Regions from separate parts of the Homo sapiens genome. Here region 1 is linked to region 2. A link is a loop called in an ENCODE intact Hi-C map of the cell type or tissue named here. Cell type or tissue: GM12878. All regions are shown on one strand. Links, peaks and the distances in the headings refer to the core of each region. The heading gives the core; the rest is flanking DNA. Region 1 has its middle 36 kb from the start of SLC10A4. Region 2 overlaps FRYL (FRY like transcription coactivator).

Region 1 (11,385 bases), core at 1,794-9,793, 51 kb before region 2:
TGCTTGTATCTTATTGACCAAAACTGTCACAAAGCAACTTCTAGCTGAAAGGAAGCTGGAGAAATATTTAGCTGAGTTCATTATCTTCCCAAATAAATGAATTCTGTTAGCGGTAGAAGAGGGGGAATGGATGTTGGATTAGCAATCAACAGGGTCTGCCCAAATAATGAATGAATTTACTAAATCACAGAAACTTAGCTAACTTTCAAGAACTTTTAAACATTTTTTAGTCATTTTTAATAAAAATATTTTTCGGACGCTTTCATAAAAAGAAGATGCTGATTATGATGTGAATGTTGTTAATATAGGCTCATCAATAAAATGAAGGACTATACTCTGCGTTCAGTAGATTTATTTCTTCCCTGGCTACCAGCTGTCAATCATGCTGCCAGAAATCCAGTGTTGAAGCTATCCTTACAAATGTGCTCTTTTCTTTCTGCCAACCCAAATCAATCCAAATTATTAGAATTTCATATTAAGTAATAATAACCAGTAAATTCATAACTGTGTTTACTTCTACATGGATACCTAGTTTCTTTTTGCCTGTCTTTGTGATAGTTATTTCACAGGGCTGTTTTCGCATACTTCCTGATTTTTCACTACATTCAATGGTGTGAGTAGTCAGAAATCTGATGCCCAGTTAACTCAGAAGTGAGAGTGAGAAGTGGGAGGGGGGAAGTATCGCGAACTATACTGCTCATCGAAACTAATAGATAGCCATTTTGAATATTAATATCTATGGAGATTGAATACCTTATCTTTTAGATTCCTTAATCCTAATCAATGCACTCCAGCTCCACAGGTTTTTTTACATAAACACCTCCCAGGTCTGAGATTCCATCTCTCTCTTCAAGGGCATTTTACTATTGAATTTGTTTGCCATTTTTGTTAGTAATTGACTGTGTCTACCCTTTCTGTTGGTGATATTGAAACCGAGATGTTTATTTCCAAAAAAAATTTTTTTTATTTTTATTTTTTATTATTATTTTTTATTATACTTTAAGTTTTAGGGTACATGTGCACAACGTGCAGGTTAGTTACATATGTATACATGTGCCATGCTGGTGTGCTGCACCCATTAACTCTTCATTTAACATTAGGTATATCGCCTAATGCTATCCCTTCCCACTCCCCCCACCCCACAACAGGCCCCGGTGTGTGATGTTCCCCTTCCTGTGTCCATGCGTTCTCATTGTTCAATTCCCACCTATGAGTGAGAACATGCGGTGTTTGGTTTTTTGTCCTTGCGGTAGTTTGCTGAGAATGATGGTTTCCAGCTTCATCCATGTCCCTACAAAGGACATGAACTCATCATTTTTTATGGCTGCATAGTATTCCATGGTGTATATGTGCCACATTTTCTTAATCCAGTCTATCATTGTTGGACATTTGGCTTGGTTCCAAGTCTTTGCTATTGTGAATAGTGCCACAATAAACATACGTGTGCATGTGTCTTTATAGCAGCATGATTTATAATCCTTTGGGTTTATACCCAGTAATGGGATGGCTGGGTCAAATGGTATTTCTAGTTCTAGATCCCTGAGGAATCGCCACACTGACTTCCACAATGGTTGAACTAGCTTACAGTCCCACCAACAGTGTAAAAGTGTTCCTATTTCTCCACATCCTCTCTAGCACCTGTTGTTTCCCGACTTTTTAATGATCACCATTCTAACTGGTGTGAGATGGTATCTCATTGTGGTTTTGATATGCATTTATCTGATGGCCAGTGATGATGAGCATTTTTTCATGTGTCTTTTGTCTGCATAAATGTCTTCTTTTGAGAAGTGTCTGTTCATATCCTTCACCCACTTTTTGATGGGGTTGTTTGTTTTTTTCTTGTAAATTTGTTTGAGTTCATTGTAGATTCTGGATATTAGCCCTTTGTCAGATGAGTAGATTGCAAAAATTTTCTCCCATTCTGTAGGTTGCCTGTTGACTCTGATGGTAGTTTCTTTTGCTGTGCAGAAGCTCTTTAGTTTCATTAGATCCCATTTGTCAATTTTGGCTTTTGTTGCCATTGCTTTTGGTGTTTTAGACATGAAGTCCTTGCCCATGCGTATGTCCTGAATGGTCTTGCCTAGGTTTTCTTCTAGGGTTTTTATGGTTTTAGGTCTAACATTTAAGTCTTTAATCCATCTTGAATTAATTTTTGTATAAGGTGTAAGGAAGGGATCCAGTTTCAGCTTTCTACATATGGCTAGCCAGTTTTCCCAGCACCATTTATTAAATAGGGAATCCTTGCCCGATTTCTTGTTTTTGTCAGGTTTGTCAAAGATGAGATAGTTGTAGATATGCAGCATTATTTCTGAGGGCTCTGTTCTGTTCCATTGGTCTATATCTCTGTTTTGGTACCAGTACCATGCTGTTTTGGTTACTGTAGCCTTGTAGTATAGTTTGAAGTCAGGTAGCGTGATGCCTCCAGCTTTGTTCTTTTGGCTTAGGATTGACTTGGCGATGTGGGCTCTTTTTTGGTTCCATATGAACTTTAAAGTAGTTTTTTCCAATTCTGTGAAGAAAGTCATTGGTGGCTTGATGGGGATGGCATTGAATCTATAAATTACCTTGGGCAGTATGGCCATTTTCATGATATTGATTCTTCCTACCCATGAGCATGGAATGTTCTTCCATTTCTTTGTATCCTCTTTTATTTCATTGAGCAGTGGTTTGTAGTTCTCCCTGAAGAGGTCCTTCACATCCCTTGTAAGTTGGATTCCTAGGTATTTTATTCTCTTTGAAGCAATTGTGAATGGGAGTTCACTCATGATTTGGCTCTCTGTTTGTCTGTTATTGGTGTATAAGAATGCTTGTGATTTTTGCACATTGATTTTGTATCCTGAGACTTTGCTGAAGTTGCCTATCAGCTTAAGGAGATTTTGGGCTGAGACGATGGGGTTTTCTAGATACACAATCATGTCATCTGCAAACAGGGACAATTTGACTTCCTCTTTTCCTAATTGAATACCTTTTATTTCCTTCTCCTGCCTGATTGCCCTGGGCAGAACTCCAACAACCTAAACCAGGAAGAAGTTGAATCTCTGAATAGACCAATAACAGGCTCCGAAATTGAGGCAATAATTAATAGCTTACCAACCAAAAAAAGTCCAGGACCAGATGGATTCACAGCCGAATTCTACCAGAGGTACAAGGAGGAGCTGGTACCATTCCTTCTGAAACTATTCCAATCAATAGAAAAAGAGGGAATCCTCCCTAAGTCATTTTATGAGGCCAGCATCATCCTGATACCAAAGCCTGGCAGAGACACAACAAAAAAAGAGAATTTTAGACCAATATTCCTCATGAACATCGATGCAAAAATCTTCAATAAAATACTGGCAAACCGAATCCAGCAGCACATCACAAAGCTTATCCACCATGATCAAGTGGGCTTCATCCTTGGGATGCAAGGCTGGTTCAACATATGCAAATCAATAAATGTAATCCAGCATATAAACAGAACCAATGACAAAAACCATATGGTTATCTCAATAGATTCAGAAAAGGCCTTTGACAAAATTCAACAACGCTTCATGCTAAAAACTCTTAATAAATTAGGTATTGATAGGACGTATCTCAAAATAATAAGAGCTATCTATGACAAACCCACAGCCAATATCATACTGAATGGGCAAAAACTGGAAGCATTCCCTTTGAAAACTGGCACAAGACAGGGATGCCCTCTCTCACCACTCCTATTCAAAAAAATTTTTTTAAATCGAAGATTTGTTCTTCAGCGTTAGCACAACGTTGGAAAGTCAAAGTGCTATTATTTATCTAAACACTAGGGGGAGATCTTGATTTCTCTTGGAGTGTTTTATTTATTATTTTATTTTTACCTTTTTTTATTTTAATTTTTAATTTTTTAATTTTTGTGGGCATGTAGTAGGTGTATATATTTCTGGGGCACATTAAATACTTTGATACAGGGATGCAATGTGTAGTAATCATAATAAATGGGATATCCCCTCAAGCACTTATCCTTTGTGTTACAATCCAATTATACTCTTAGTTATTTTTAAATGTACAATTAAATTATTATTGATTATAGTCACCCTGTTGTGCTATCAATTCTAGGTCTTATTCACTTTTTTTTTTTTTACTTTTGAGACAGTCTCGCTCTGTCGCCCAGGCCATAGAGCAGTAGGGCAATGTCGGCTCACTGCAACCTCCACCTCCCAGGTTCAAGTGATTCTCCTGCCTCAGCCTCCCTGTAACTGGGACTACAAGTGCATGCCACCATGCCCAGCTAATTTTTGTATTTTTAGTAGAGACGGGGTTTCACTATGTTGGCCAGGATGGTCTCAAACTCCTGACCTCAAGTGATCCACCTTCTTTGGCCTCCCAAAGTGCTGGGATTACAGGCGTGAGCCACCGCACTTGGCCCTTATTCACTATTTCTAACTACTTTTTGTACCCATTAACCATCCCCACATCCCCCTCTCCCACCCCCACTACCCTTCCCAGCACCAGCTTTTTCAGCCCTTCCAGGTGAGCTCTTTGAAGTTTGTTTTTTAACTCTAAGGTCTTGAAAAGCTCAACCAGTCCTGTATGCTGATTTCATATCTTCCTAAGGAATCCTTGGGTGCCACTTCATTTTCTGAGCCCAGCATTTTGTTCATGCCTCTCCTTCAGCCCTTGTTCTGCACCATAATTACGTGCTCATCTTTTGCATTAGACTATGAGCACTAAAAGAATTCATGTATTCTCATCTTTTTGTTTCTTATGCCCAGCATAGAGCATGACCTATAATAGATGATCATAAATGTTGATAGAATGATTCACTGTTCCAATGTCTTCTACAGAAGTCTTTTGCATTAGTCCAGTGCTTAAAGCATATTCACACTAGCATAGTTCAACCAAATATTCTTAAGAGCAATAAAAAACAAGTGAAAAACCATATAAAGGCCTACTCCACCCACACTGAGTTATCAGTTTTTTTTTTATGAAGTCAGAAATACCATAATCATGAGCTTAGACTTAAAATTAACTTTAATTGGGATATAATTCATATACCATAAAATTTATCTTTTGAAAGTATCCAACTCAGAGGTTTGTAGTGTATTCACAAGGTTGTGCAACCATCGTGACTACCTAATTCCAGAACATTTTCATCACCCCCAAAAGAAACCCATACTCAATAGGAGTCACTCCCCAATTTCCCCTCCCCCCAGCTCTGGCAATCACTAATCTGCTTTCTGTCTCTATGAATTTGCCAATTCTAGACATTTCATATAAGTGGAACCATACAATATGTGACCTTCTGTGTCTGGCTTCTTTCACCTAACATAACATATTCCAGGTTCATCCATGTTGTAGCCTTTATCAGTGCTTTATTCATTTTTATGGCTGAATAATATTCCATGGTATGGATATGCCACATTTTGTTTATCCATTCATCAAGTGGATTGATTCCATTTGTTTGTTCATTTGTTTTAATCTTTTGTTTTAAGTTCAGGGGTACATATGAAGATTTGTTGTATTTGTAAACTTGTGTCATGGGGGTTTGTTGTACAGATTATTTCATCACTTATGTACCAGGCCTTGTACCCAGTAGTTATTTTTCCTGATCTACTTCCTCCTCCCATTCTTCACCCTCTAGTAGGCCCCAGTGTCTGTTGTTCCCCTCTTTGTGTCCATGTGTTCTCATCATTTAGCTCACACTTATACATGAGAACATGCGGTATTTGGTTTTCTGTTCCTGCGTTCTTTTGCAAAGGATGATGGCCTCTAGCTCCATCCATGTTCCCACAAAAGACATGGTTTCGGTCATTTTTATGGCTTCACAGTATTCCATGGTATATAGGTACCACATTTTCTTTATCCAGTCTGTCATTGATGGGCATTTAGGTTGATTCCATGTCTTTGCTACTGTGAATAGTGCTACAACAAACATTCATGTGCTTGTGTCTTTATGGTAGAATGATTTCTATTCCTTTGGGTATATACCCAGAAATGGGATTGCTGGATGGAATGGTGGTTCTGTTTTTAGCTCTTTGAGGAATTGCCACACTGGTTTCCACAATGGTTGAACTAATTTACACTTGGAGTATTTTAAATCCTTCCCTCAGCTTGCTCTGAATTAAATTTGTTCTATTTTCAGTACAAGTGAATCAGTGTGAGATTTGCATATTTATCAAAATAAAAGGATATATGACAAGTAAATGTAATGCAGTGTCTTGGGCGTGATCCTGGAACAGAAAAAGAACATTAGATAAAAATTAAGGAAATCTGAATCAACTGTGAAATTTAGTTGATAAAAGTATATCAACGTTGGTTCATTAGTTGAGACAAACATAGAATACTAATTCATGTAAGATGTTAACATTAGGGGAAAGTGAATATAGGGTATATGGGAACTCTCTGAACTATGGGAACTATCTTTGCAATTATTCTGTAAGTCTAAATTATTCCCAAATGAAATGTTTATTTAAAAAATATTTTTTCAAAAAATGAAACCAGAACCTAATTCCCATAAAAATACTTTGAAAAGACTATATTTGAAGAATAAGTTGACTATTAGGAGTTTGCTAAATGAGCTATAAATATCTGAAGATATAATTAAATAGGATTAGATAAACTAAAAATACTTAAATATAAAAATATGTGTTATTTGAACTTCTCCACCTCCTACCAAAGAACCCCTGTCAGCAGAGGAGGTGAAGGGGGAAGAGGCTCTGGGGACTGAGTCCAGGGAAGCCGGCTTCAAGTGCCAAGTGTTTGGCAAGTTTCTTGGGTCCTCATGGTAACTCACGTGTATAGGCTACCTTGAGGCTTGTCTTAGCCTGGCGTTCCATCTGGAAAAAACATAAAACTGATTCTAAAAAGCATTGAAAAGTGACAAAAGTCTGTTAATGTTTCTTAAGGAGCCATCACAGAGGTTTATGGGCCACAATACCTAACAAGAGTTCCCACAAATCCACTCAGACCTCTCTCACACTCTCATGTTCCCACTCCTCACAGGAACTCTCTCATTGCTCTGTTCCCTCTCAAATCCAAAACACGCTGTCCCTAGACTCATTGCTCTCTTCCCCTCTGCTGTCCTTTTCCTTACTCCCGCCTCTAGAATCCATTTGTTCCTCCCTCCAAGTGGCTCCACTCCACTTCTTTAGAGCCATGGTCCCTTCTTTGTGGTGGGAGGGATTACCGGTCTGTGGTTAGAGTGTCCATCCACCAAGACTCTGGTTCTCTTCCGCCTGAGCGTGAGGTAGGATTTAACATCCCTGGCCATTCTCTTCCTTCAGCCAATGGAACGTGAGCAGAAATGACATGTCATTTCTAGGCAGAAGGCTTCAGGGGCTGGTATGTGACTCCTGACCTTTCCTTCCCTCCGCAAACACTGTCATTCCAGGTGGTGGAGCCTCCCTCAGCGTGCTTTCCCTCAGCGTGCTCGCTTGAGTGAAAAAACGTGAAGCCCTCCATCCAACCACAGGGACATATAGAAGGAGAAAGGAAAATATCTTTGTGGTTTTAAGCCCCTGAGTTTTGGGGGTCGTTGCTGAATACAACATAACATAGTTCATCCTAACTATCATGGAGCCACCATACCTCCAAGCAACACATAGTCTAAAAAATGAGTTCCCTCATTTTACACGTGAAGAAACTGAACCACGGGGAGGTTGAGTCACTTGCCCAGTATCACCTAGCTACAAAATCGTGAAGCCAGGATTGAAATCCAGGAAGTCCGGCTCCAGAGCCTGTGCTTTAACACCGTCCCCTAAAGACTCCCAGAGAAGACCAAGAAAGCATGGGACCGTCCTCCCTGCCTTTCCTCCCCACTCTGGGGCCGACTGCTACTTCCATCTTCCTGGGTGGTTTCCTAGGCCTGCTAGGTAGATGTTGTCCTGAAACTTACCTGTGTTAGAACCTTTCCCTGGATCTGTGTTTTTTCTTTATTGGTTTACTCCCTTGTTTTGCTGAAGCTTCCTAAGTGGCTCATAGGAAAGGATGCATGAGAGGTAAACTTTTGAAGCCTTCCTTGAAAGTTTAAGATTACATTATATTTTTAAATTATACATAAATATTATATATTTATTATAAATATAAATGTATAAATATATACAAATTTGTTATATATTAATTATAATTAATATAACATATATTTATATATTAATATGTTATATATTTATTATATATTAATATGTAATTAATATATAATTAATATATTAAATAATATAGTAAATATATATTTATATATTAAATATAGCAAATATATAATGATTTATACTTATATTAAAATATTAAATACACAATTATGTATGAGTGTATTAGTCAGGTAATAATTTTTTTATATTTACTTATTATATTATAATAAATATGTTTATTATAATATAAATATATTACCTGACTAATACACACTTCATAATTGATAGTTCAGAGGATATATTTATATATAATAAAAATATATAAATAAAATATATATTCATGTACTATATAATATACAATGTTTTATTTATATATAATATAAATACATAAAATATGATATATGATAGTTACAATAAATTTATAAGTATATATTTATAATATAAATTATATATAACATATTTATAATATAAATATATATTATATAACAGATTTATAATATAATAAATTTATTATAACTACAATATAAATTTATAAATATATAAAATGTATATAAATATTATATTTTAAACTTCCTTGAAAGTTTAAAAATATTAACCATTGTGATGGTTAATTTTATGTGGCAACTTGGCTGGGCCGCAGAGCCCAGATATGTGTCAAAAATTATTCTGAATATTTCTGCGAGGATGTTGGGATGAGATTAACATTTACATAGATGAATTTTGAGCAAAGCAGGTTGCCCTTCATAGTGTGGGTGGACCTCATCCAATCATTTCAAGGCCTGGATAGAACAAGACTGGCCTGCCCTGAGCAAAAGGGAATTCGGTCAGTGGATGCCTTTCACACCTGAACTGCAGCATTAGCTCTTCCCTGGGTCTCCAGTCTACAGGCCAACCCTGCAGATTTTGGACATGCTGGCCTCCTTAATTGTGTGAGACAGTTCCTTAAATCTCATAGATATTTATACATGCATCCTGTTGGTTCTGTTTCTGTGGAGAACCTGACTCATACATAATTCATATAAGTGACGGTTCAGAGGATACAGTATTCTCTCCCAAAAATAATAGCTCCTCAGAATGTTGAGGGTATTACCCCATGGTCTTCAAATATTTTAGGTTGGTACTGAAAGTCTTTTTGTCATTCTATTACTGTTGCTTTGAATGCGGCTCTTTGCCCACTCTTTCTGGGGAAATGAAAAGGATTTTTGTGTGTGTGTCTCAAGTGTTTTGATATTTCATCATTTTACACACGCACACACACACACACACACACACATTTGTTGTTGTTGTTAAGGTCTTTTTTAAAATGTGCTGTTCTGGAAATACCATTCTGGATATGAGCCCTGGCAAAGATTTCATGACAAAGACTGTAAAAGTAATTGCAACAAAAACAAAAATTGACACGTGAGACCTAGTTAAACTAAAGAGTTTCTGCCCAGTAAAAGAAACTATCAGCAGAGTAAAGAGACAACCTACAGAATGGGAGAAAATATTTTCAAACTATGCATCTGAAAATGGTCTAATATCCAGAATCTATAAGGAACTTAAATAAATTATTAAACAAAAATAATCCCATTTAATAAACGGGCAAAGGACATGAACAGACACTTCTCAAAAGAAGACATACACACAGCCAACAAACATATGAAAAAAATGCTTAACATCACTAATCATTAGGGAAATGCAAATCAAAACCACAATGAGATACCACCTCCCACCAGTCAGAATGGCTATTATAAAAAGTCAAAAATTAACAGATGCTGGTAAGGTTGTGGAGAAAAGGGAACACACACTGCTGGTGGGAATGGAAACTAGTTCAGTCACTGTGGAAAGCATTTTAGAGATTTCTCAAAGAATGTAAAACAGAACTACCATTCGACCCAGCAATCCCATTGTGAGGTATGTACCCAAAGGAATATAAAGCGTTCTACCATAAAGATACATGCAGATCTATGTTCATCATGGGACTATTCACAAAAGCAAAGACATGGAATCAACCTAAGTGTCCATGAACAGATGACTAGATAAAGAAAATGTGGTATATATACACAGTGGAATACTATGCAGCCATAAAGGAGAATGAAATCATGTCCTTTGCAGCAATGTAAATGCAGCTGGAGGCCATTATCCTAAGCAAATTAACACAGAAACAGAAAACCAAATGCTACATGTTCTCTTGTATAAGTGAGGACTAAACATTGAGTACACATGGACACAAAGAAGGGAACAACGGATACTAGTTCTACTTGAGAGTGGAGGGTGGGAGGAGAGTAGTCTGTACACCAAACCTCCTGACCTGTAATTTAACCATGTAACAACCCTGCACATGTACCCTCTGTAAAATGAAAGATGGGAAAACAACAACAACAACAATAATAATAGTAATAATGATAGGGAAATAACCCAATTAAAAAATGGGACAAAGACCTTAACAGATACCTCACAAAAGAAGATACGCAGGTGTCAAATAAGTATATGAATATACATCCCATATCATATGTCACCAGGGAAATGCAAATTAAAACAATGAGATACCGCTACACACATGAGAAGGGCCAAGATGCAGAACACTGACAACATCAAATGCTGACAAAGGTGTGGAGTAACAGGAACTTTCATTCATTGCTGTTGGGAATGAAAAATGCTACAGCCATTTTGGAAGACAGTTTGGTAGCCACTTACAAAGCTAAACATACTCTTACCATATGATCCAGCAATTGGGCTTTTCAATATTTACTGAAATGTGTTGAAAACGTATCTACACACAAAAACCTGCACTTGGATGCTTATAGCAGCTTTATTCATAATTGCCAAAACTTGGAAGCAACCAAGATGTCCTTCTGTAGGTGAATGAACAAATATGCCCAGATAATGAAATATTATTCAGTGCTAAAAAGAAATGGGCTGTCAAGTGTGAAAAGATAAACAGAAAAATTAAAGGCATATTACTGAAAGAAAAAATTAATCTGAAACAGCTACATACTGCGTGAGTTAAACTATATGATATTCTGGAAAAAAAAAAAAAACAAAAAATATGGAGACAGCAAAAATCTCAATTGCTCCTAGGAGTTAGGGATAGGGAAGGATGAATAGGCGGAAGACAGAGGATTATTAGGACAGTAAAAATACTCTGTATGATACCATGATGGTGTACACATGTCGTTATGCATTTATCCAAACCTATAGACTATGCAACACCAAGAGTGAACCCTAATGTCAACTGTGGACTTTGGGTGATAATGATCTGCCAATGTATGTTCGTGAATTGCAACATCCCCCACTCTGGTGGGGGATGTTGATAATGGGG
Region 2 (11,385 bases), core at 1,716-9,715:
TTAAGCACAGGGGGTTAGTTTGTCTTGCCTGAAAGCTCACAAAGGGACAGTTTAAGATAAATCTAAGTTGTCTAGCTTTATGGGGAGTTGACTATAATGGTAAGCAAGCAATATGTTAACTAAGCATTGCTTAAGCGCTTGCTTGCTATTAACTGTGCTAAGGGGCTTAGCTAATCTTTAAGAGGAAAGAAGTGACTACATTCGCCTCTTGTCACACAGCTAATGGAGTCTGAATTGCCAGTTGAGACAGCCTAATCAATACACTTGACCCACGTTGGATATTTAAAAGCATTAACACCCTGGGGTGGTGGAGAGAAACTAAGTATGGAAAGCCACTTAGAATCACTTAGATCAGAGCTGGGCATGTTTCTAAAAGAGGATGCCTTAACCACTCTGCTCTTGGTGTTCATTGTCAAATTCATCCCTGACTTGTTCTCTACCCTTTCTCTTAAACAGTTGTTGTAAAAGAAATTTCACAATTCATAATTGGATCTGATGCAATATAGCAGCAGTACAGCATGGTTAAACACCCACTATTCCTAGCCCTGTCATTGCTACGTAGGTAGGGATGTAGAGGGAAAACAAGATTACTATGGGACCTTGCTTAGAGCACATTCATTAAGTACTTGAATGGACTAGAAAAATGTTGAAGTCCTAGGAAATCACTAAGGGTTTATCTTCTGCATGCCCTTCTGTATTTTTTTCCCCCAGAGTTGTAAACAAACGAGATGTTCCTGCCCAGTAAAACTTCGCCACGTGGACCCTAAACGGCCCCACCGTCAAGATTTGTGCGGTAGATGCAAAGGCAAACGCCTGTCCTGTGACAGCACTTTCAGCTTCAAATACATCATTTAGGTGAAAGTCAGTGTTGCTGTGCATGCGCTGATGGAGTAGACGAGTGAGCTTTTCCGTGCCTCTCCTCCACCTCTCCCTTCTCAAAATACTTCATGAAAGGCAGTGTATTCTGAAAAAGCCTTCAAATAAAGGTATTGCAACACGATTTATACATTGCATAAAATCTGTCTTTGAAAATAAAGTTTCAAGAGCGCTTGTCTTGTGCTAACAGTCTGGGCCTGTCACTTCACCTTTATGAATGCTTGCTGATGGCATAGAGTGGGCCAGGCTCTGAGTTAGGCTGCAGCCACTTGGAAAACAATTTAGGGGGGTGCTTGTAGACGAGGTCTACTTATTTAGGCAGGTCTGGAGGACTGAAGCTTAGAAGGAAGTTAACTGAATAAAAAGCCGCCTAGCGATCGCGCCACTGCACTCCAGCCTGGGTGACAGAGTGAGACTCCATCTCAAAAAAAAAAAGCTGCCTAGCTGTAACATTAAGGCATTCTTTTGGGAGAGGTGGAGGCAGAGCCATTTATTGGTTGCATGAGACCGTTGGAGGTTAACGTTGAGTAAGAATGCTGAGTGGCGGTGATGGGGTAGGTAAAGGCTTTAGTGTCCAGGTGACCTTAGGAGGTAAGCTACTAGGTGGAGGGAGGCTGGGAAAACTAACCTGGCTCACTAGTCAGTTTCACAAATGTGGCAAAAGTGGGGCTTGGAACAGGGTGGCTGTGGGCAGCTAGCTGCTTTTAAGACACTGAATAACCTATCAAGTAGACTTTGTGTTTCTTCAAAGCCTTTTTTTTTTCTTCTTTTTTTAAAGTAGGCCTCCTAAAATGCACTTAAAGATGTCAAGTTAGAGGTGTAGGCCTTAGCTTTTGTCTTCACTGACTTAGTGCTAGTCGGGATGCCAGACTCTAACTGCGTCTAGTAGCTTCTCATGACAACACTGAGGCCCCACTGCCAGAATGTTCCTAGTTGAGGATGGGACTGAGTTTAGAGCCTCAGGTGCATCTGATGAAATTAAAGTTGTAGTATTGGTTTAATTACAGAAACCATATAATTGGAACCATGTGCTAATTATGCCTCCAATTCTCTAACAAACATCCCACTTAAGTGAACCCCTTACTACCTTAGGCCATAGGACTAAGTCTTAACATCTTGGACACTTGTTAAAAGGGACCAAAGTGAGTTTGAGGCCTCCATAGAATCCGTATCTCAAGGGGAAAGGCCCACCTGCATCAATGTGGACAGAGATGGTGCGTGTAAAATGCAGATTACTGGGCACCTGTCCTACCTACATTTAATAGGCGCCCCAGCTGTTGCTAATAGAATTGAAGCATGAGCACCTGTGCTCGGTAGAGAAGAGGTGGCATCTCATGGAGCTTCCAGTAGAGTGGGCAGATGGCCACTAGTTTTTATATAAATGTAAAACTGAGGTTCTGACCTGTGATCTGCTTATGTGCCTCTGCAGTAAGGGACCTGACTTAGGGAGATCAGGGAAGCCCTGCTTAAAAGAACGATACCTCAGCTAAGCTCCAGTTCAAATGAGTCGAATGAGGCAAAAATGGAGAGGGGAAAATTTCCAGATTAGGTTAACAACAATCTGCAAAAGCCCTGTGGTAGAAAACAACCAGGGGGAGGCCACAGTGTGAGAATACTTTGGAGGACATGACATGCCAGGTGAATCTAGCAGCGCCAGACTGGAAGGGTGTTTTAGGCCTTCATTAGGAGGATGGTCTCTACTGGAGTGCAGGGGCTACTCACAGGCATTATCAGGGAACACCATGGCCTCAAGCTCCTGGGCTCAAGTGATCCATCCTCCTGGCTCAGCCTCTCAAGTGGCTGGGACTACAGGCACTTTGCCAGGCTGCACTAAAAGGTTTTAAAGGTATGGTGGGGATAGTGGGGCATGGTGGCATATAGATTAAAAAATCACTCCAGCTGTACAGTGGATACCTGTAGATAAGGAGACTCACAGGGACCTGATAAAGTGGTGGCAAGGCTAGAGAGAAATGACAAGAACTGGTGTGGGTAAAGGCGATGTGTTTTTTACTGGTTCGAACATGTTCCTGTTGATTTGGTTGGGGGTAGGTACAGGGGTAGGAAACCTATTATTTGTACTGTGGCATGCAAGTGATACATAATGATGTGATCAATAGTATTTGCTCAATGAATGAGTGAATTACATAAATGTACCTACATTGAGTCCTAAGAAAGAAATTTTCACTGGCTATTAATATGGTTACATTGTTCTTTAATATTGCTTGCCATTAATTTTCCTAACTTAGCAGCTAACCCTATTTTTCAGTTGAGGAAAGTGAGGATCAGACTGTTTTACCTAGGGTGGGTGGGCATGCAGATATTCAACAAAGTGGCACAAAAACATGCCATTCAAGTTATGATTACATTCAAGCAATGAAAAGGCACTGCCAAACTCTATGTGTACAATCCAAAAACTAAAAGATGTGAATAGATTTTAAGTTGAGAGGTTAGAAGGAAATACTCCAAGATGTCTCTGGGTATCAAGAGAAGTAACTGTAGTTTTCTTCATATTTCCTTTATTTTCTAAAGGAACCATGGATTACTTTGAAAAATTAGGGAAAAAATGCTATAAAATACCAATAAATGGATTTTCATACTGTCGTCTTTCTCCTTTTGTTTAGGTTATCCTGGTGTTTTATGTGAGCAGTATTCACTCACAGGCCTGGATGAGGAACCTTACTCTGCCCTTGAGTCTTTTCCAAGAAAGCATGTAATGATTTCCTAAATTTAAGGGAGGTTATGTGTTTTGCCACACCCTCTATTTTACATCACTAAAAGTAGAAAATATATTTTAAAATAAGAAATCCTGTGGTTTTGTTTTAGAAGCAGCATGAAGAAACTGCCGGATTGCTGCTTTTGCTGTTGTCTTATAAGCGTACTATTTAAAAATGATAAATTTAGTGGGCAAAAGAAAAAGGCTGTATGTAGCAAAAACTGGGCTCCAAATGGAACTAAATCAGGTAATAAATTAAGCATTGGTATATATTTGTTAATAAATGCTAACTTGGGATTCAGAGGCTGAGGAGCAGAGAAGTGTAGGTTGGAGGAAAATGCTGTTGCAGAAGGCCATCCTAATGAATTTGTTTGCATCTTGCTTGCTGCAGGTATATTCATTTTTATTATATTAATAGACTTAGTTACATATAAATAAACACAAAAAGCAAATATCAACTGAAAGGTTTGGTTGGGTAGTCAACTAATTTTGTTCTTTTCTAGGGCAATTCAAGAAGGTAACATTTGAAAGGTTTCTAAATGATGCACACTGTAATCATTCATTCTTTGTTAAAATACAACACAAACCAACAGCTACAATGCTTTTTATTTTTAACAAAAAGGATGTAAGGAGGGTAAGAAAAACAGAGGACAGTAAGATAGGATGTAAAGTGTGATGTATCTCTGGACACCATCCCTCTCTGCCTGCCCCACACCCAAAAGTTTTAAATAATTTAAAGGATACCAATTACAGTACCAGAACACCATCAAAATAATTGTCTTTATCAGGGTCAAAAAATACAGTGATTATGAATGAGCTGTGACCAGTTACGAAATTTTACTGGAAATGTTTAACTGTGGTCAGCAGTCCAATGGTGTGCACAGTGCCTTCAATTAATGCACTTGAGCATACGTAATTACATTTCTGGCAGGGTCCACACCCCCCAAGAAAAGGTAAAGCTAAGCATTTCATTTCTACATTCTAAACTCTGGAATCACAGAGCCCAGTTTAAAAGAAAAGTCACAGTGGATAAGAGATGTATATAAAAAATACAAGGTGTTTCTTTCAAATCAGGAGTTGTGGGACTACATTCTTTTTTTTTTTTTTTCTTTCTTTTCTTACAAAATGCGATTTTAGAAAAGGATAGAGACTCCAGTTCATGTTATACTACAGACTTAGACAGTGAATAAGTATATTGCATGTTTTGGTAGTCAGTCTTCAGGCTTCCTTTCATTTCCCCTAGCCCCAGGTTTCTTTAGGGTAAAGCATGTGAGTCCTGAATAAAGATACAAAAATGCATTTGCAGCTCTTTTCTTGAATTCTGCAGACTTCAAAGCCTGCAAGTCATATATTCCATCATCAATGACCACAATTTTTCTTTAGCTTTGTACACCTATTCTTGTATAACAACAGTGCATGGCACAAATGTACAAGAAAATAACTGGTTTTAGTCTCTACAGTTTCTATATGGAGTAAAATAAGTTAAAACTTTTCTAATGAGAATAGCTGACAGGCAGCATACATCTTTATTTTACATTTTAAAGTCTCTGCAGGCATCTACTTTGGTTAGTTATCAACAATCATAACATAAGCACTGATCAGAGAACTGAGCAGCATTCCAATAACGTTAACAGATATATTATTTCTTTTTGAAATACTGGGAAAGCCCAGTTTTAAAATATTATTAAAATGTTCTAACATTTACATACTATGAAGAGTTAGATCTAATAAAATAACATTTCTTCAAAAATAATCTTGCAGTGCTCTTTTAGGCATGCTCTGAGACGTTATCACCAAACATCCATACCTTGAAAATATGACTATCACATATCCATACATCCCAACTCACACACACATAATTCCTTATACAGACCAAAAAACAAAAAAACCCAAACCCTTATCCCACATACTGAAAAATCAATGGTTTTTGCAAACGAGTCTTGATGCGTATAGCTGACTGCATGTTCATGTGGATGGATGATTAAGCATCAATTGCAGGTTAGGTTTTCAACTGCTAGAAATCCAAGCAGCTTTGCAGGTCTTCAGCTAAAATGAAACAGCCTTGATTTCAGCCTCATTTCACCTGCTTTTGGTTGTTTCAGTATTGGAGGCCATTATTGCAAACATTCTTGGAATTCTTTTCTTTCCCCAGAAAGTAATGTATTTGTAGGCATCACTTTTAGCCCTTTTCTTTTCACGTAGGTTAAGTAATTAAAAAATTCCTTCTTCACGCAGTTATTGTGGGAGATATTGGCAGCTGTTAAAATATCAGATGTTTTTTTCTTTCAGATCTTTGTTTTTGATGATACAGTTTGACATTAGTTACACTAAAAAGTAGATGCTGCCAGAAAGTTATCAGTGAATGCAAGGGTCCATAAAAGGTGCTTGGTTAATATTCTTCATCATCTTCAGTTTAGTTTCTTTCCTAAAGGCCTGAAGTGTCTCAGAATCCAGTGCTCACCATATTTCCCATTGGTTTGGCCTGTGCTAGAAGTTGGTATGATTGCACCATGCGTAGAGACTCTCTTATTTCCAGATTAAGTTCCATCAGTTTGTAGTTGGCTTCTGACATGTCCAGGTTAGAGCCTATAACTGCAAAGCTTCCTGTCTGGCCCAGCGTCTGATGATGGAAATATATATGTAACAGTGTCTGTACAGGGTCATCTTCACAACTGCCAAAGATATCACTGGGCCAGAGAGATCTGAAAATACACAATAGTTTTTCAGTTCTGAGACTTAGGCAATAGTTAAGACTAACTCAATTTAAGTTAAATACCTGTAACAACAACATTTCCTTGTGAATAACATGATCTGTTTTAATATTTGAGCAAATATTACTCAAAGTACCACCTGAATTCACTTTCAAAGTACCATCTGAAAGTGAAAAGAAATCTAAAATTGGTATCATTTCAGTGGCAACTGTTAAAAATACTCATGTTTTTCTTTCACAAAGACATGATATGGAAACAGCAAATTGAAAATGAAAACCTAGTATTACTAAACTTCCTGTCTAATTTAAAGGCATCACCTTTAAATCCCGTCACGTTTTACCTGAAAGCTTTGACTTGTGCTACAGCTGATATAAATTCTTTATTTTTCAAAGTTTCAATTAAAGAATGAATGGCAGTTTCTATAGTAGTTTGTGCAGCTTTGGAAATGTCAATTTCTTCGTTTTCGGAAGCGGACTCAGCTTCTTTGAGGATACTTTCCAGTTGGGCAAGTTCCTCTGACATGTTGATGACCTAAAACAAATACATCTTTAAGGATCTATTCGTATGTTTGGTAACAAAAACATTTAGTTGGCTACAAGAATATACCTGATGGCAGTAGCATTGTTGCTCTTAAAGATTATTTTAAAATGTTTGTCTTGGAAGAAAGGGCAGTTAATATTTCAAGTACTCCATTCTGTAGGAGCAAATAAATTCCACCAAATAGTAGTCTTGAAATTAAATGTTCTTGATAAAGCAACAAGTTGTAATAAATGTCTATATTGGTTTTAATATTACTACATTTTGGATAGTAAAAGTACATTTACTGTTATGGGGGATCATGAAAACTATATAACAGTAAAGTCTTTAGATTTTAAAAGATTATTTACCCCAGGGTATTTTTATATAAAAAATAAATACATGTATATTTCTTTTTACAGATTTAATGACTAAGAAATTAAATCATTTCCCCAGTGATAGTTTTATTACCAGCAGATGACAAGGGGGGGAAAAGACTAAAGTTAGCATCTTTGAGGCTATGTATTGATTTTCAACATTCAAAGTGTTTTTTAACATGTTTTTTCTTGTGTGCACTAATAAAACTGTAACAATGTGGGCTGGGCACGGTGGCTTATGCCTGTAATCCCAGCACTTTGGCAGGCCAAGGCAGTGGGTCACCTGAGGTCAGGAGTTTGAGACCAGCCTGGCCAACATGGTGAAACCCCGTCTCTACTAAAAATACAAAAAGGTTAGCTGGGTGTGGTGGTGCACACTGGTAGTCCCAGCTGCTTGGGAGGCTGAGGCAGGAGAACTGCTTGAACCCAGGAGGTGGAAGTTGCAGTGAGTTGAGATCATGCCATTGCACCGCAGCCTGGGCAAAAGAAGGAGACTCTGCCTCAAAAAAAAAAAAAAAAAAAAAAAGCTATAGAAATACGAACAACATGTTGAGGGAGGGGGGTTGATGATACAGTTTTATGTCTTTATTGAACTGATGTGCTTTGTTTGACTATTTTGATTTTCTGAGACAGGGTCTTGCTCTGTCACCTATGCTGGAGTGCAGTGCTGCAATCACAGCTCACTACAGCTTCTAACTCCTGGGCTCAAGTCATCATCCCAGCTCAGACTCTCGAGTAACTAGGACTATAGGTATGTGCCACCATCCCTGGCTTTTACTTGACTTTTGATTATAGATGATCTGTGTCTACTATGGAAACCTTTAAGGTCTTGAACCTTTTACAACTGCTGGATATCTGCTGTCTTATTTACTCATAGGTCCTGACATAGCACATCATTAAAAAACAAATTATTCCTTAACTAAAAGAAAAAAGACTCACTCTAAGTGACTTTTGACTTAAGCTATTTTAACAAGTAATAGATTTTATTTTAAAATTTTTTTAGAATCAGTTACTGATGCCTAATACAACTGAATATTTACCTCTGCTTCATTTTTTATCGTATTTACTTGGTTGATAAGTTTACAGTAGGCCTGGAACAGAAGCAGCAATTGAAAATGCAATTTGTATAATCTTCGGCAGAGCTCCAATTCCTAGAAATAAATAACATTACATTAAATTTAGGTGTTATTTTCTAGACAGCATATTTCCAATGGAAATTTATAGTTAAAATTGTCTTGTCGTTTATTTTTCTGCAGTAAGGAAGTTAATATGGTATGAAGCTGATGAAAGGCACGTGAAATATGCTTTAAAGACTAAGATTAAAATAAAAACAAATATCACTGCTGGTTACATAATTCAGTTTTAATGTTAAGCACATTTTCACATTCTACAAATAGACTGTTTCAGCAGGCAATTAATAGGATACTTTAAAAAGGATTCATTAGAATTTAAAACTTTAAATTCATAATTAAAATAATCTACAAATGCAAAGACTTTTGCCCTCATTGAGATGTAGATCTCACTGCATTTATCAACAAATGCTTGATAAAGCAAAGTGAAACCGGATAACCTCTTACCTAAAAAGTAAGAAAAGCTGTCTTTTAAAGTGAGGTCATTTTTCTAAAGAAAACCACTTGGTAATCTCATTGAAATGAAACTATGAAATTAACAACGTGGGCCGAGCACGGTGGCTCACACCTGTAATCCTAGCACTTTGGGAGGCCGAGGTGGGCAGATCACTTGAGCTCAGGAGTTTGAAACCAGCCTGGCCAATGTGGTGAAACCCCGTCTCTACTAAAAATACAAAAAATAATTAGCTGGGCATGGTGGTGGGTGTATGTAATCCCAGCTACTGGGGAAGCTGAGGCAGGAGAATCGCTTGAACCTGGGAGGCAGAGGTTGCAGTGAGCCGAGATCATGCCACTGCCCTCCAAGCCTGGGCAACAGAGCAAGACTCCATCTCAAAAAAAAAAAAAAAAGTTGTGCACTTTGATTTTTTAAATTAAGAAATTTAAGAGGAGATATGTTTAAGAAAAAGGTGACTGCTAATTTTATGTATTTTAACATCTCACTATTTTAAAAGAACCAACATTTCATGGATTAGGGCTTTGCAAAACTGAAGCACATACTACTTGTAAAGTAGTCCACGAGAAAACATTGCTGGGTCACAAATGGACAAATGGCAGATGAAAACCAGTTTGTCTGGCAAGGGTGAGTAGTCTATAAATCAAGACAGGTCACTTACTGCTAGTATTTCCATTTGCTAAGCAAGAAGGTGATCAGGTCACAAAAAATACAAAGGAAGAAAAAGACCAAGAATTAGTGTAAGAAATCATTTTAACTAGGGTCACAGATGTTCCAGGTAAACTGAAGAACATATATTTATACCCCAAAGAAAATTATACAAAGTTATTTCCAGAATAAAACTTTTTAGACATTTACTGCAACGATTCAGGGTGTTTTTAAACACTTTGCCAAATAATAAATTACATTTAGGCTATGACTTATTTCTGTGTAAAAGCTACAATGAATAAAACTGAACTATTGTGATCTTGGTAAATCTGGCTATCCAGGTTTAAAAAAAAAAAAACCAAAACCCAACTGTAATAAAACTTCCATTTGTAAACTGGAAAACTTATGATTAGAAAATAAGAAACAAATTAATTACTGTTACTTCTCAGAAAAGAATTGGCTTATAATCGTACATAATAAATACTTATCCATCACCATCAAAAGATTATCTCTAGGGTGGCTCATTCCAGGCTTCCTATCCTTTACTGTCTAATTAGGTCCTACTTTGCCATAACTGGTGCTGAGCCACAGGGTGGAATATCAAAAGCAGATGCATGTTCTAAATTGCATTCCAAATATACTTCAGTAAGTTTCAGAAACTTAACCCGACTAGGTTTGAATCAACATAATGTATGTAAAACACAGAGTAAAAATTTATGAACCATCTTAAAAACTATATGAAAACATGTACAGCAACTTGGATCTGGTCTCTTACGAGGAGAATGACTTCTAACTAAAACAACAATTGTTACACCGTAAATGTATCTTCTAAAAGTCATTCTTAAGCCTGCTTTTCTAAATAGTTTCCTGTGAAGGACTGTTTTTCATAAAGTTTATTCCTATCAATTTAGAAGGGATTTGCTAAATAAGCAAAGGTGAACTTTAGCTCCATGCTGCTTACCATAAATTATGTGGATGCTCATCCAATAAACATCAGTTGAGCACAATCCAAGGTCAAGCATATTCCATATCTAAATTTCTGAGGGTTTAGTTCATACAGTTTATTTCATATGGAAATTAACAATTTGAATTTTAAATACCTTTCCTCACTTCTATTAGCACAAATAAAGTAGAACTGATTCTACAAGCATATATGTATAGCCTCTACTTTGGGATGTAATGGAACATAAACTGCTGATAAAGTTTATGATCGTAGGAAATAACACAAATGTAATGAATTTTACAGCTCTGAATTACCAGCAATTACTCTAAATATGCTAAAACAGTGCAGTTTTTGTGGATGAGTGTGTGTGTGTGTATATATATGCACATTTTAAAGTATATTAAAATTTGCACATTCTTTTATTCATCTAACAAATATTTGACTGCTTATTATGCAAAAGACAAGACTGGTACACAAGGACAGATCAAATTGCATAAAAAGCGTCTTCCACCCTCAAAACAGTTGAATATGAAAGGTGAGCTGAAATATAAATGAAAGTGTTAAATGTTCAGTTTCCACTTCGTAGAAAACCTCAAGCTATGTTAACTGACTTGATCTTAAGATGGATATAATTTTCTTCAAGGTAGAGGGGATATAAAAAAATCACTTAATATAAACACCTAGTTTTTGTAGGAAAAAAGGTTACATTACTTGCCGAAGTGATGCAGTTAAACAGTGGCAAAGACAGACAGAATTAGAACCAAAGGATTCTGGTCTAGGGTTAATTCCTTATCTTCATTTCTTTACATAGATGACTTAGCAGTTTCTTTTTAACATTAGTGCAGGATTTGGAGTCAGCCTGCCTAGGTTTCAATCTTGGTTTCACTATTTGCTGATTTTAGATAAATTAGCATCTCTGAACCTCAGTTTCCTCATCTTCAAAACCAGGATAATTAGAGCAACTACTTGCCTGAGTTGTAAGGATAAAGAAACTATAGAGGCTGGCAAATAGTTAAC

What was found. Peaks named below come from ENCODE experiments on the same cell type or tissue, not always from the same donor. Only the 100,000 strongest peaks of a DNase experiment are listed, where the experiment ranks them.
Region 1: it touches region 2 in a loop (2.3-fold over the local background); 6 of 110 quality-filtered maps call a loop at or near these places.

The regions. Positions count from the first base shown.
Region 1 is chr4:48,442,038-48,453,422 of GRCh38, forward strand. No RefSeq gene overlaps it. Among named protein-coding and RNA genes, the nearest start is that of SLC10A4, 36 kb to the right of the region's middle. In GM12878, for the core only: no CTCF peak of the experiment used is centred there; no DNase peak of the experiment used is centred there.
Region 2 is chr4:48,493,390-48,504,774 of GRCh38, forward strand. FRYL (FRY like transcription coactivator) reads right to left here. Exons shown (of 64, transcript NM_015030.2): 61 at 9,439-9,456; 62 at 8,234-8,344; 63 at 6,641-6,831; 64 at 3,968-6,291. The coding sequence ends at 6,033. It overlaps ZAR1 (zygote arrest 1), which reads left to right. Exons shown (of 4, transcript NM_175619.3): 4 at 712-1,000. The coding sequence ends at 855. Among named protein-coding and RNA genes, the nearest start is that of ZAR1, 8.8 kb to the left of the region's middle. In GM12878, for the core only: no CTCF peak of the experiment used is centred there; a DNase peak (open chromatin) is centred at 6,502; H3K4me3 peaks cover 326 bases; H3K27ac peaks cover 893 bases.